2 separate regions of the Mus musculus genome follow, and region 2 is linked to region 1. The links are chromatin contacts, found by POLR2A ChIA-PET in ENCODE. All regions are on one chromosome and are shown on one strand. Each heading gives the region's core, a stretch centred on a gene start or an enhancer-like site at or near the end of the contact. The rest is flanking DNA. Distances are from core to core; before and after follow the strand shown.

Region 1 (6,244 bases), core at 428-2,927:
TGGATCCCCTAAGTCCCCAGGTCATGTCAGAACACGAAAGAGAAATGAAAAGCCAGGGACCAAGGTAGCAACTCACCCATCCTGCAGGCCAGAGGAATAATAGGAGAGACTGGAGCTGGGCGAGTGGACAGGCTGCAGCTTGGGAAAGTGGGGCAGCACCGGAGGGCTGCCTGTGAGCTTGCTGCAGCTGCCGCCACCCCTAGGAGGCACTGGAGGGGCGTGAAGCAGGCGGCACTCTTCCTTCACCTGCAGAGGAAGACCACGACTGCCTTACTTCTTACCTCACCTCTCAAGCAGGGGGGCCGGGCCTGAGACCTTGTCCCATGCAGAATGGAGGCTGTCCCGCCTAGATACCCCTGTCTATTTCCAACCTGTTTTGTCTCTCATACTCGGTCCACAACAGTCCCCTATTCCATCGTAAATTTATTGTGAATGTTAGTAGATTGCGGGGCGGGGGCGATAGGGATATTTGTTCTTCAGGGAAAAGACAAGGGACCTGCTACTAGGATCCTGTCCTTACAAATTAAGTTCCCCAAAGAGTGTGTTAAAAGGTGTGATTGAGGGCTGGAGAGATGCCTCAGCGGTTAAGAGCACTGACTGCTCTTCCGAAGGTCCTGAGTTCAAATCCCAGAAACTACATGGTGGCTCACAACCATCTGTAATGAGATCGGATGCCCTCTTCTGGTGTGTCTGAAGACAGCTACAGTATACTTACATATAATAATAGATAAATCAGTGTACTTACATATAATAATAAATAAATCTTTTTTTTAAAAAAGGTGTGATTGATGAGGGAACTGTCCTGTGGGCAAATAAGTGGGGAACGGTTAAATATCAGCACAGAACATATCAGAGCCTGTAATGTGGTTCTAACTCATCGACTCCAGGGGTTGCTGGAAATCACTCGCATTTCCTACATTTACTGCATTTTTCCATCATGTCGAACTTTGTGGAGTTTGTGGGTACCTGCTTCCAGATCACCCTCAATTCTCTCTGCCTTGCATGTGTGCCCTGGTCTTTTCCCCTCTCCTTCTCCTTTGGCTCTGGCCATTCTGTCACTCCCCAGGCGCACGGAGCCTCCGTGGTCCTCTAAAACCTGCCCAAGTTCCTTCAAGAACCTTCAAGGTGAAGCAGAACTCACTCACCGCCTCGGATTTGGGAGGGACAGGAGGTGGTGGTGCCTCTGGCTCATGCCGTGGGGGCCCCACGATCCCGAAGGAGATGAGGTCCGGCCCCGCTAGCGGCCGTGCACGGGCGTCGGCGCGGCTCTCGGGGGCTTGGTGCACCCACAGCTCTTCGTAAGGGATCTCGGCGCAGCCGCCCGCTGGCTCGGACACACCCGCCCAATCGGGGCTCACGTAATCCTGATCGCTGTCGCCGGGCGCGGGCAAAGCGGGACCCAGGCGACCCGGCGGTCCAGGCGCACGGACGGCCCCGGGGGCGCGCGGCGCGGGCAGGCAGAGGCGCGCATGGCGCGGGCTGGCGCAGTCGTCGGAGAGCTCCGCGGGCGCCTCGCGCACAGCAGTGGAGTATTCGTCCGGATCGAAGCGCTCGCGGCAGTAGGAGGCGCTGTCGCGCACCAGGCGCTCGACGCGCGGGTCCCCGGCCAGCAGACCCTGCGGCAGAGTGAAGCGCGGCGTGTCCGTAAGCAGCAGGAAGTGCAGCGGCGCCGGGCCCTCGCGGCGCAGCGCCAGCCCCAGCACCACCGTCTTGGAGATGATGCTGACCAGCTTGTAGCAGTGTCCCTCCCGCACCGGGTGGAGGTCGTAGGGGTTGCGCGGCGGCCGGCTGGGCACCAGCACGTTCACCGGCAGCCGCACGCGCTCGATGATGGCGCGCACCGTGTGCTCGCCCTCCTGCATCTGCAGCTCCAGTGGGCTGCGCGTGCTGAATCGGCCCTGGCACTGGAAGGGCAGGCTCAGGCTCTCGTTGGTGCGGTGGTTCATGCAGATGAGACAGGGCATCTTGCTTTTGACGGGCCTGGCGGCCCCGCCGCCACCCCCTGTTGCTCCCATGCTCCCGGGGCCGCCGATTCCGGCCAAGGCCCCTGCACGGCCCAGCTTGCGCAGGAGCGTGGTGAAGCGCGAGCGCTCCTTGGTCGTCTTGGCGCACAGAATCTCCGCCTGGCCCATGAGAGTGAGCTCGTCGCCTGCGTGCAGTGTGAAGTTGTACACCTCGCTGTCCTCGCTGAACTCGCCTGACACCACCTGGGGAATCCCAGAGACAAGGTGAAGCCCTAGCTAGGGTCGCAAGGAAAGTCACACACCAGCTCCAAACTCCTCGAGCGAGCTTTCCAGTCCCTTCCTCTTAAGCTGTCACTGACATAAGAGCGAGAGCACTGGACTGGGACTGGAGGGAATCTGCGACTTTAACGTTTTCTTTGGGTCCTTAGTTACCTCATATGGGTGGAGAGATGTACTTTGAAAGTGCTCAATCACTGAAAATTTTATTAGGCCATCTTGACCATTTGCGTGATAACAATACCTCACCCACCCAAGACTACGTCAGGTCGTGACCCCTCCACGGGCCGTTCCTGCTTCACCACATTTCCTAGGAGATGCTTCTGTCCACTGAGTTAGTGAGCGGGCTTTCCTGGCATGGCCTGACTGTGCCAGAGGGTGCCCAGAAGCAGCTTTCCCTCCTGGATCCTATGAGCAACACTCTAACCTAGAGAAAGGGAAGCGGGGGAAGGTCCTACCCCGTGCCTTTAGGACTAACCTTGACACTGAAGGTGATGGCTTCCATCACGAAGATTCGGTCAGGGAAGACACTGGCCACCTCCTCCACGCTGCTGAAGTATCTTACAGGCTCCCGCACGTCCCGAGCCTGCTCCAGGAGCTTGAATTTGCCTGCACGGGGGGGGGGGGGGGGGGGGGGGGATATACAGGCTGCTGAGGGAGGGCCTGCCTGCTAGGGGTCAGGTCTGAATTCTAGGAACATCAGGCCTGCTATCCCAAACTCATCCAGTCCCTCTGGAATTCAGGTGGGCACAAAGCAGGTATACTAAGGTATAATGTAAATATCATGTAAATTGTCTGTCTCACGTCGGCAATGATGAGCTTAAAGATAGGCTAAGAACTGCTCTGCCTTCACACAGATGGAAAATTGGAGAGTTAGTAAGGACTAACAGAGGGTGATGGAGAGAGGACACAGTTTCCCTAGTTCTGCTGTGGCCCTCTCCGTAGTTCACTAACATTCATAGCGTCCCCACTGTGATGTAAGTCAGTACCAAAGTCCTTTCAGATTAGACAGTTCTGTAAACAGTCTGCTCTCCAGAAATTCAGGCCAACTGGAGATGGCTGAGTGGTTAAGAGCACTGACTGCTCTCCCAGAGGTCCTGAGTTCAAATCCCAGCAACCACATGGTGGCTCACAGCCATCTGAAATGGGGTGCGATGCCCTCTTCTGGTGCATCTGAAGACAGCAGGTGACAAGTCCTGAGGCACACCTGTGAGAAAGCAGCTCCAAAGGAAGAGACCTACCTGGCACAATGTGTGAGGGATTGCAAAGCTGCACCTTTCAAATGAAAGGGACTTTACAGAATGGACATCAGCAGGCACAGTGTTTGTTGTACAAATGTGAGGCCCAGAGTTCTCTCCAGCACTCACACGGAAAGCGAGGTGGGGATGGGCGAATCTGCAATCCCAGCTCAAAGGAAGAGGAGACAGAAAATCCTCAGAGCAAGCAGACTAGCCAGACTAGCAGAAGGAAGGAACTGCAGGTTCAGAAAGAGACTCTGCCTCAGTATACAAAGTGGGGAGCAACTAAGCAGGGCACCTGATGTCAATCTTGGGGTCTTCACAAAGTATGCATATACACACGTATACCTACACACATTGTGTCATACACACTTGCAAGAACATCACATACCCATGCACGTGTGTGCACACATAAACAATAAAACCAGGAAAGAAAATGGATGAAGCCCTCAGGAAGAGTTTGAACAAGAAAATGCAGTAATGGAAGCTGAGCTCTGGCAATACTCGGGCAAGCAGTCCAGTAAGAAATCCTGGAGAAGAGCCAGGAAATGGCACACAGTGAGCAAACCCATGGATACTCAGAGGACCCTTCAGACCCTAATGACATAAGGAGAGAAGTCAAGGAGGAATGGACTGAGGGTGACACACATGGCCTACTGGTCACAGAGGGGATGGCAGGCTGTTCCACAGGAGGAACCAAGAGGAACATGGCGGAAACAGATCCTGGAAGACCAGCAAAGAGCCTCACAGGGTAGTGCCCCTTGTCCATGTGGGAATGAAAGAGCAACAGATTGAAGTGCAGGGTGGGGCAGATTAGGGAAGTGGGAAACCTTTTCACCCTGTGGGGACCCTCGACCCCCTAAAAGCCCACATTGCTCATAGCATAAGCACACAATGAAGAGGGTCCCTGTCCCTCCCTAAGTCTAACCAGAGGCAGAGGGAGACTGAGACCCCCCCTGGTGCCTGACCTGAAGAACGGCAGGGCCTGAACCACCAACAGCCAGCACCAAAGAGAGAATGGGAACTAAGAAGAGAGAGGACAGCGGAGGTGCCCTGGAGCAAACCAGAGAGAGGGTCCCGGTCCAGCCCCAACCTTCCAGATGCTAGAGAGAAGATGGGCCACAGCCCAAGGCATCAGGGAGAAAAGAAAGGGGCCAGAGTCAAGGCGCAGGAGTACCGAGGACGGACGCTAGCACTCTCTAACCCGCTTCAGTCTCCTCTGTCTCCATATCACACGTGAACCCCCACCCCTTAACCAGGAGTTGCCAGACGTGGAGAAATGCCTGCTGCCCCCTGTGGCGAGATTTGGAGCCCAGTCAGGGTTGGATCCTAGGAGGATGTGGCAGGGAAGATCGATGTAACCATGGTATCCAGCACCGCCCCCTCAGCCGCCCAGCCGGGTCATTTCTGCGGGGAGGAAGGAAGGGAGACCTCCCGGGAGACGTGTGTTGGCCTCTAGAAGCCTTCTCTGCACTGCAGCTTCCTTTCCTGCCGCCCCCAACAATCGGCGTTAGGGGCAAGGTCTGCTAAATGATCTGGGGACTGTCGCACATTAAAACTGTGCTGATCACCCTTTCCAGTCCGAGAAACACCCCACCCAGCAGCTGCCTCTCAAAAACCTGAGGTCTCTCAGGCGAGCTCTCAGTAAAGAACAGCAGTAGTGACTCAGTCGCTACTGTCTAGTTTGCCTAAGCCCAGTCTGATTCTGCATCGCCGCAGTTAGGTGGGAAGGAGCACAAACTTGGATGTGGCTGAGTCTCAGTTCTGACACCAAACAGCATGTGAAATCTTTTGCTTAGCTGGACTTTGTGGTTTTCCATATGTAAAATGGAACCATACTACGTGGCTCACATTGGAGTTGAGCGCAGAGGCGCACCTGACAAGGGCTCTGCAGGGCCCAAGGCCTTGCAAGGCTCGGAAAATATCCGGTGGTTGGGGAAGGTGTTTGGACCCTCAGGCCGCACTGGCCCAGATTTCTCAAGACACCAAGTCACCCTGACTCCCTCAGCCTGGAGACTGCAGGCGGCAGCAGTGGCAGCGCCCCTACTCCCACCCCTCCCCCGCCCGCTGGCCACAGCCGGCCGGCCAGTGCCATTATTAATTCATTGGGAGGGCTCAGCGTGGAGCCTGCACTTTGAGCCTCTTCGGAGGCCCAGCCCCCTCTCCACTCCCACGAAGTGAGGCCCCCAGCGGAAGAGGGAGCAGGGGCCCCGCAGGCTCTGCCGGCCAGCTGCCACCCCACTGTCCTGTCCCCACCTCTCACAATCACTAAGGAGGCATTAAATTGGAGGGGTAAAAGATTGGGGGCTTCCCTCCTCCATTCATAGTATTCTGGAAACTATGACTTTGGTTGTAAAGATACAACCAAACTGGTAATACCGTGAGGGACTTCACAAATGGCTGGAGGGCTTTAGTCCAAGAAGGTAAAGATCTCTACCTGAACAAATGCTAGATTCTCAGGTTGGGGAATTTCTTCTAGCTTGCAGCCTAGGATAGAAGCCTCAGGGCAGCCAGATAGTGGGGGTAGCTCCTCCCTGAAGTATTGGAAGTACAGAGGCCAGCCCTGCCAAGGGTGTTATAAAGAGCTTAAACCTGGGGCAAGGTTTAAGCCTTTCAAAAGAGACCCAGGCCAGACAGAGCAGTGGTAAGAAGGCCAGGGAAAGACTGTGACCTCCTGGCTCCAACAGCCTTGCTGCGGACAGGGGCAGAGAGCTGTACAGTGGCAGAAGCACAGAATGGGAGCCTTGCTCTTCAGTTGTTCAAGGG
Region 2 (5,525 bases), core at 1,604-4,103, 41 kb before region 1:
TAGCTCTCATAAGCAATTAGATCCCCAGGGCTTAGAGTACAGCTCAGTGGCAGGGCATTTTTCCATCATGTACCCTGAGTTTGATCCCCAGAATCAATCAAACTAAAATATCCACACTAACAAAAAAATCTTTAAATACTTCTATTTACATGTTACTTGGAGGCAAGGTCTGGCTCTGAACCCTAGGCTGGCCTAAAACTCATCATCTTCCTGGGTTACTTAGTCCTCTAGGTGCCTGTGCTACCCATCAAACTACAAACAGTCGGGGTTTTCTTATTTTAGACAGGGCTTAAGTGTGGCAGCCTTGGTTAGGCTGGTACTTACTATTTAACCCAGGATGGCCTTGAACCTATGGCCTATCATTCTGCGTGCTAGGATTACAGACCTGGCTCCAGATTGTGAATTCTGAATCTTAAATTTCCTCTAATTGGTTTCTATAGGAATACTTGAAATGCTCATTATAGAACTATTTATAGTTGGGACTAACATAAATGCAGATCAGTAGAAATAGTTGATCTGTATCATAAATATATCTTGAATATTCAGGAGTTTGGGAGAAAATAAAACAAGATATGCATGTTTATACTGACATCCATAATGCATATTAAATAAAAATGCAAAAACTAAAGGCTTACTACAAGACTGTACACCAGGTGATACACACTAGGCAGCACATACCATAATGGTACACGCCTTTAATCTAAGCACTTAAGAGGCAGAGGCAGGCAGATCTCTATAAGTGTGGGACCAGCCTGAATTAGCCAGTTCTAGGACAGCCAGAGGGACATAATACAGAGACCCAGACTAAAAAAGCCGAAACAAAAACAAAACAAATAAAAAACTATACTACTGTATTGGAAGGCTGGCCTTTGTTGTCATTTACAAAGCTTCAGAAATACAGAAATTTTAACAGAAAAGTATTCAAAACATGTCAATACTTGGGTAGTTTAGGCTTAGGTAGCACAGAGGCACATGGGAAGACAAAAGAGAAAGAAGGGTAGGTGAAGAATATAAAAGCAAGATGGGGTGACTTGACAGTTACTACAACATCAAAGAACAGACTCCAAGTGCAAATCAGAGCCTCCCTCACTGCAGCTGTAGGACCCGAAGCAAGTTGCTTAACGTTTCTGTTTCTGGCCCTTTAGTAAAATGTACACAGTTTTAGAGTTGTTGAGATAATTAAATAGACACCTAAATACAGGTATGTTGCCTTTTATCTAGAAAGGTTTATTTATGTGTTTTCTATTATTAGTGGGTGAAGATATAAATATACTTAGTTCTCCTCTAAGCCTTTGCACTAACGTGCTAATTATCAAACAACAACAAAAAAACCTTTGTACTTGATAGATCTCATAATTTCACCGAGAATGCAGGAAACCAAAAAAAAAAAAAAAAAAAAAAAAGGCACTTTAAATCAAGCATTAGCAAAATATAACCCAAAACCCTCAATAAAAGTGTTTTTCTTTCACATGATTTCTTGTTTTTTGGGGTCGTTCCCCCTCCCTCCACCCCCCACCCCCCAATTTTGAAGGGCTAACTGTGAAGCCAGGGCCCATATGAACAAGATCTCTACCAGCTCTGGTTTTTACACCTTCAAAGAGTTGCAACGTGTATGTGTGTGAATGGTTCCGTTTTTGTCAGTTCCATCTCTAGTTTAGGAAAAATGATAAAAAGCTGCAGGCAACACAAAACAAGTATGTAACAGAGCACAGGGTGGGCTCACAAAACAAACTATTTTCTGTGTGGCTCTTTACAAAAAAAGGATATGAAATAGGTGTAGTGGAAGGCGTGGTATGGGAAAAGGGTTCCTTTTTTGCAATTTACTCCGAAGTGGTCATTTAGTACCAGCTTAAAGTGTTCTTGGTGGTGGAAGACTTAGTTTGACTAGAGCTTTAAAACAGGACGCTCCTTTCTTTCTAGAATCATTTTAGCCATTTCTTTCCTGTGTGGCAGAATAATCAATTAACTAGCAAGTGCCACTTCTGTTTGAATCCTGGCTTGCCACAGAGAAGGTATTATAATCTTTCTGAGCCTGTCAAGTCACCGAAAGTGCAAATGAAACGTGGGGTTTGTGCGTATTAAACAAAATGGTGCACACACCGGAAGCTGACTTTACTTTCTTTTGAAAACAATCAGTTTATTTCAGGGCTCATCTTTCCAGCACCAAAACAAACAACTCACACCCTGGCGCCCAGAAGAGCTGAACTCTCAATTAAAAGTAGACTTAGGTTCTAGACTAATTCTACCACCTGTGGCGCAGTCTCAGTCACTAGCTACGGCTACTTCACAGAAAAAAGAGTGAGGGGTGGCAGGTTTGCCCAGATGTTTGCTGGGTTAGAAAATGTCCGTGAACCCTGGATCACCAAGCAGACTGGAGGACTGTCTTGGCTGCTTTCACCCCCGAGACCCGCACTTAACGACGCGTTCTCAATCTCTACAGCCGCCAGACTGCCTAGACAGGTCAACAACAGGGGAAACGACACCGCTCTGACACAGCCCAGCGTTTCACACACACGCAATCCATTCGTAAACCTGAAGTGACAAATGCAGACAGAAGACACCGCTGCCGCGAGCTACGCGAGAACGCGACCACCGCCCGCCCTGAGGCGGTTCGCACTGGAGGCCTGGACCAGCCTGTCCCGCTCTTGGGACTTCGACCCTCACAGCAAAGGGAAGCGGCCGCGGGCATCGACGAGAAGAGTCGGGAGCAAAGTGGCACCTGCCTGTGGGGAAATCAGAAGAAAACCGAGAAGCGCGCTGCCGCACCTTAGAGTCCGCGAAAACTGCCGCTGCCAACAAGGTCAAGTCCAGACTGACAAACGTCCGCCCACGCCGAGGGGCGGCTCCCGCTCCGCAAGGACCCCCTCTCGCCCCGCCCGCCATCACCGCGGCATTTACGGGCTGCCCGCTGAACGCCTGAGCAGAAAGTCAGACACTCCGCCCTCTCCTCGGAGGTCCTTAGTCTCACCTTCAGAGAAATCATCCTTTCGGCTCGCTTAGTTGAGAGCAAGAGGTAGGGCGACAGGACGGGTGGCAACTCAGAGTCTGCGTTTTAGTAAGGCGGCACTTAGGACACCCTGCCGGACAGGCTCAGAAAAGAAAAGCCCTCGGCTCCATTGCCCCCCACTAGAAGAGCTTTCGTCCTCTTCTGCTCAAGATGGTGGCGTCCCGGGCGATTGGCAGTCTCAGTCGCTTCTCTGCCTTCAGGATCCTACGCTCCAGAGGTGAGCCTGGAGAGGGCTCGGGAGAGTCTCGGAGTGCCTTCAGGAACTGGGGCGGCGGGGAGCAGCGTTTGCCTCTCACTGTCTGCCTCCCACCCCTTTCCCGGGACCCGTGGAAATGGGGCTACTGTTCCGAGACCCTATTTCCTGTGTCCTTGTAAAGGAACTGTCACACCCTCTCTCGCCCTGCTCCGGCAGTGTCAGGCTCTCCCCTAACTTTCCTGAGTCTTTTCCACTTAGTCTGGCAGTTTGCGCAGGTCTCTGCTGTAGCCCTGAGCTCACGCCCCTCTTGTCTCCCTTAATGTTTGTCTTGGCCCTGACACCGCTAAGTTCGGAGGACTAAGTAAGACCTGTCACATTTTTGAGGCTCTACTACATGTTAGTCGCCATAAGAGATATCTATCAGCCTTCTCGGTGACATTGACTACTAGCCTTACAGATCAATGCCACTCCTTGATCTTTTCCGTCAAAACCATTTTTCCCCCCCAGAGAACTCAGCTCTCCCACTTCAGTAATCTTAGTTTGAATGTATAGAAGGTTGAAACTGGAGGTTCTCCGACTTAGGCAAAGAAATTTTGATGAGGAAAAAAATTTTTGATCACTTAGAAACTATTTCTAATCTCATTTCTGTCGATTCCCAGTCAGGCTCCAGGAACTGCATTCCTTTTCAAGCTGGCAGTGAAAGGGTTAAAGGGGTGTTGTTAGAAAACAGCCTTTTCCCAGACATCCCAAATCTGTAAGGGCAAATGTAACTTCATTGTGTATCATACTTGATACTAGTTACTTCCCAGACTTTAGTTTGTAACGTGAATTCACTTTAATTTTCCTCACAAAAAAAAAGGGATGCGTGTAGAATTTACTTCTCTTACCCTCCCCTGGCATTTAATTGATTGAATCTTTTTCTACTTTTTTAAAAACCTCCATAGATCGATTATGTGTAAATAGCCAAAATTGCTACCCACCAAAAAAAAAAAAAAAAAAAATTAAAAAAAAAAAAAAAGTGAAGTGGACTGGGTGCTAATTCACCTTTAATATTAGGTGGGTCTTTGTGTTCCTGTCTGGTCTACATAGTTCCAGGCCAGTCAGGGCTACACAGTGAGACCCTGTCTTTTAAAAAAAAGAAAAGAGCCGGGCATGGTGGCACACGCCTTTAATCCCAGCACTTGGGAGGCAGAGGCAGGTGGATTTCTAAGTTCAGGGCCAGCCTGGTCTACAGAGTGAGTTCCAGGACAGCCAGGGCTATACAGAGAAACCCTGTCTCGGAAAAACCAAAAAAGAAAGAAAGAAAGATCCATCGATCTCTATGTCTCCTGTTTGCACTTGGTTGTGTTTCCTTTTCCACATTTATAACAGTTTTAGGGGAAAAAAGGCACCTATGGTCCTGTATTTGATGTAAGGTACTTTCATGAATTGGCAGCCAGGTTAGCACTGGAGTGGTGATTGGGTCACATGTTCTCTTGTCACTAGCTAGCTGTTGACTTTGCCCTTTCATCTAAATGGGCTTTCTTTTCCCATCTGTGAAATGAATGAGAGTGATTTTTTTTCTTTGACAGGAGAAGTAGTATGATGGAGCAATTAAAAGCATTAAATACGGACTCTGTCATCTGGCTTGAATCTACAGTTTACCTTCTAGTGACCTTGGGAATTAATTTCAGTATCTTTATCATTGGTAAAATGGAGTCAATCATGTTAAATCTAAAGAAGTTATATTAGGTATAACACATAGGCATACATTCTCAATAAATGTTATTAGTTTTTTATCCCTTAGAAGCAATGACTATATATAGCTGAGAACTTGTAATCTATCCATTTTACATAGGTAATAAAAAGCTAACAGCTAAATTTTCCTATACTTCTACATAGAAACATATCTAAATATATAAGTTGTATTTTTTTTTTCATTAAGAAAATGTAGTCTAGAGCTGGAGAGAGGTTAAGAGCGCTGACTGCTCTTCCCAAGGTCCTGAGTTCAAATCCCAGCAACCACATGGTGGCTCACAACCACTCGTAATGAGATCTGATGCCCTCTTCTGGAGTGTCTGAAGACAGCTACAGTGTACTTACGTATAATAAATAAATCTTTAAAGAAAAAAAAAAAAAGAAAAGAAAATGTAGTCTATTATAGCTACAGATTATTTTAATACCAGCTTATGCACTTTGAAAAAATATGCAGGAAAGTCTATTTAAAATTAGCTGTACACCTGATTTACTATTTAGAGTCTAGACTCAGCAGGTCTGTCCTTGACCCTGAGAGTGTGTGGAGGCATTGCCAAATGCTTAATGAACTATGGCACTTACTGTGAA

What was found. ChIA-PET counts read pairs that join two places held with the same protein, here RNA polymerase II (POLR2A).
Region 2: POLR2A ChIA-PET joins it to region 1 with 17 read pairs in embryonic stem cell. The contact joins the promoter of Hadhb here to the enhancer-like site in region 1. POLR2A ChIA-PET finds 5 or more read pairs at or near these places in 4 of 5 experiments (Patski and embryonic stem cell).

Annotation. Positions count from the first base shown.
Region 1 is chr5:30,109,889-30,116,132 of GRCm38, reverse strand. Garem2 (GRB2 associated regulator of MAPK1 subtype 2) reads right to left here. Exons shown (of 6, transcript NM_001167879.1): 3 at 2,719-2,849; 4 at 1,146-2,207; 5 at 77-246. Among named protein-coding and RNA genes, the nearest start is that of 3110082J24Rik, 6.9 kb to the right of the region's middle. Within about 2 kb of position 1,677, at least 1 of the 3 ENCODE cell types and tissues checked has a DNase peak (open chromatin) inside an H3K27ac peak, as active enhancers do.
Region 2 is chr5:30,152,581-30,158,105 of GRCm38, reverse strand. Hadhb (hydroxyacyl-CoA dehydrogenase trifunctional multienzyme complex subunit beta) reads right to left here and starts at 2,853. Exons shown (of 16, transcript NM_145558.2): 1 at 2,767-2,853. Hadha (hydroxyacyl-CoA dehydrogenase trifunctional multienzyme complex subunit alpha) reads left to right here and starts at 3,126. Exons shown (of 20, transcript NM_178878.3): 1 at 3,126-3,224. The coding sequence starts at 3,158.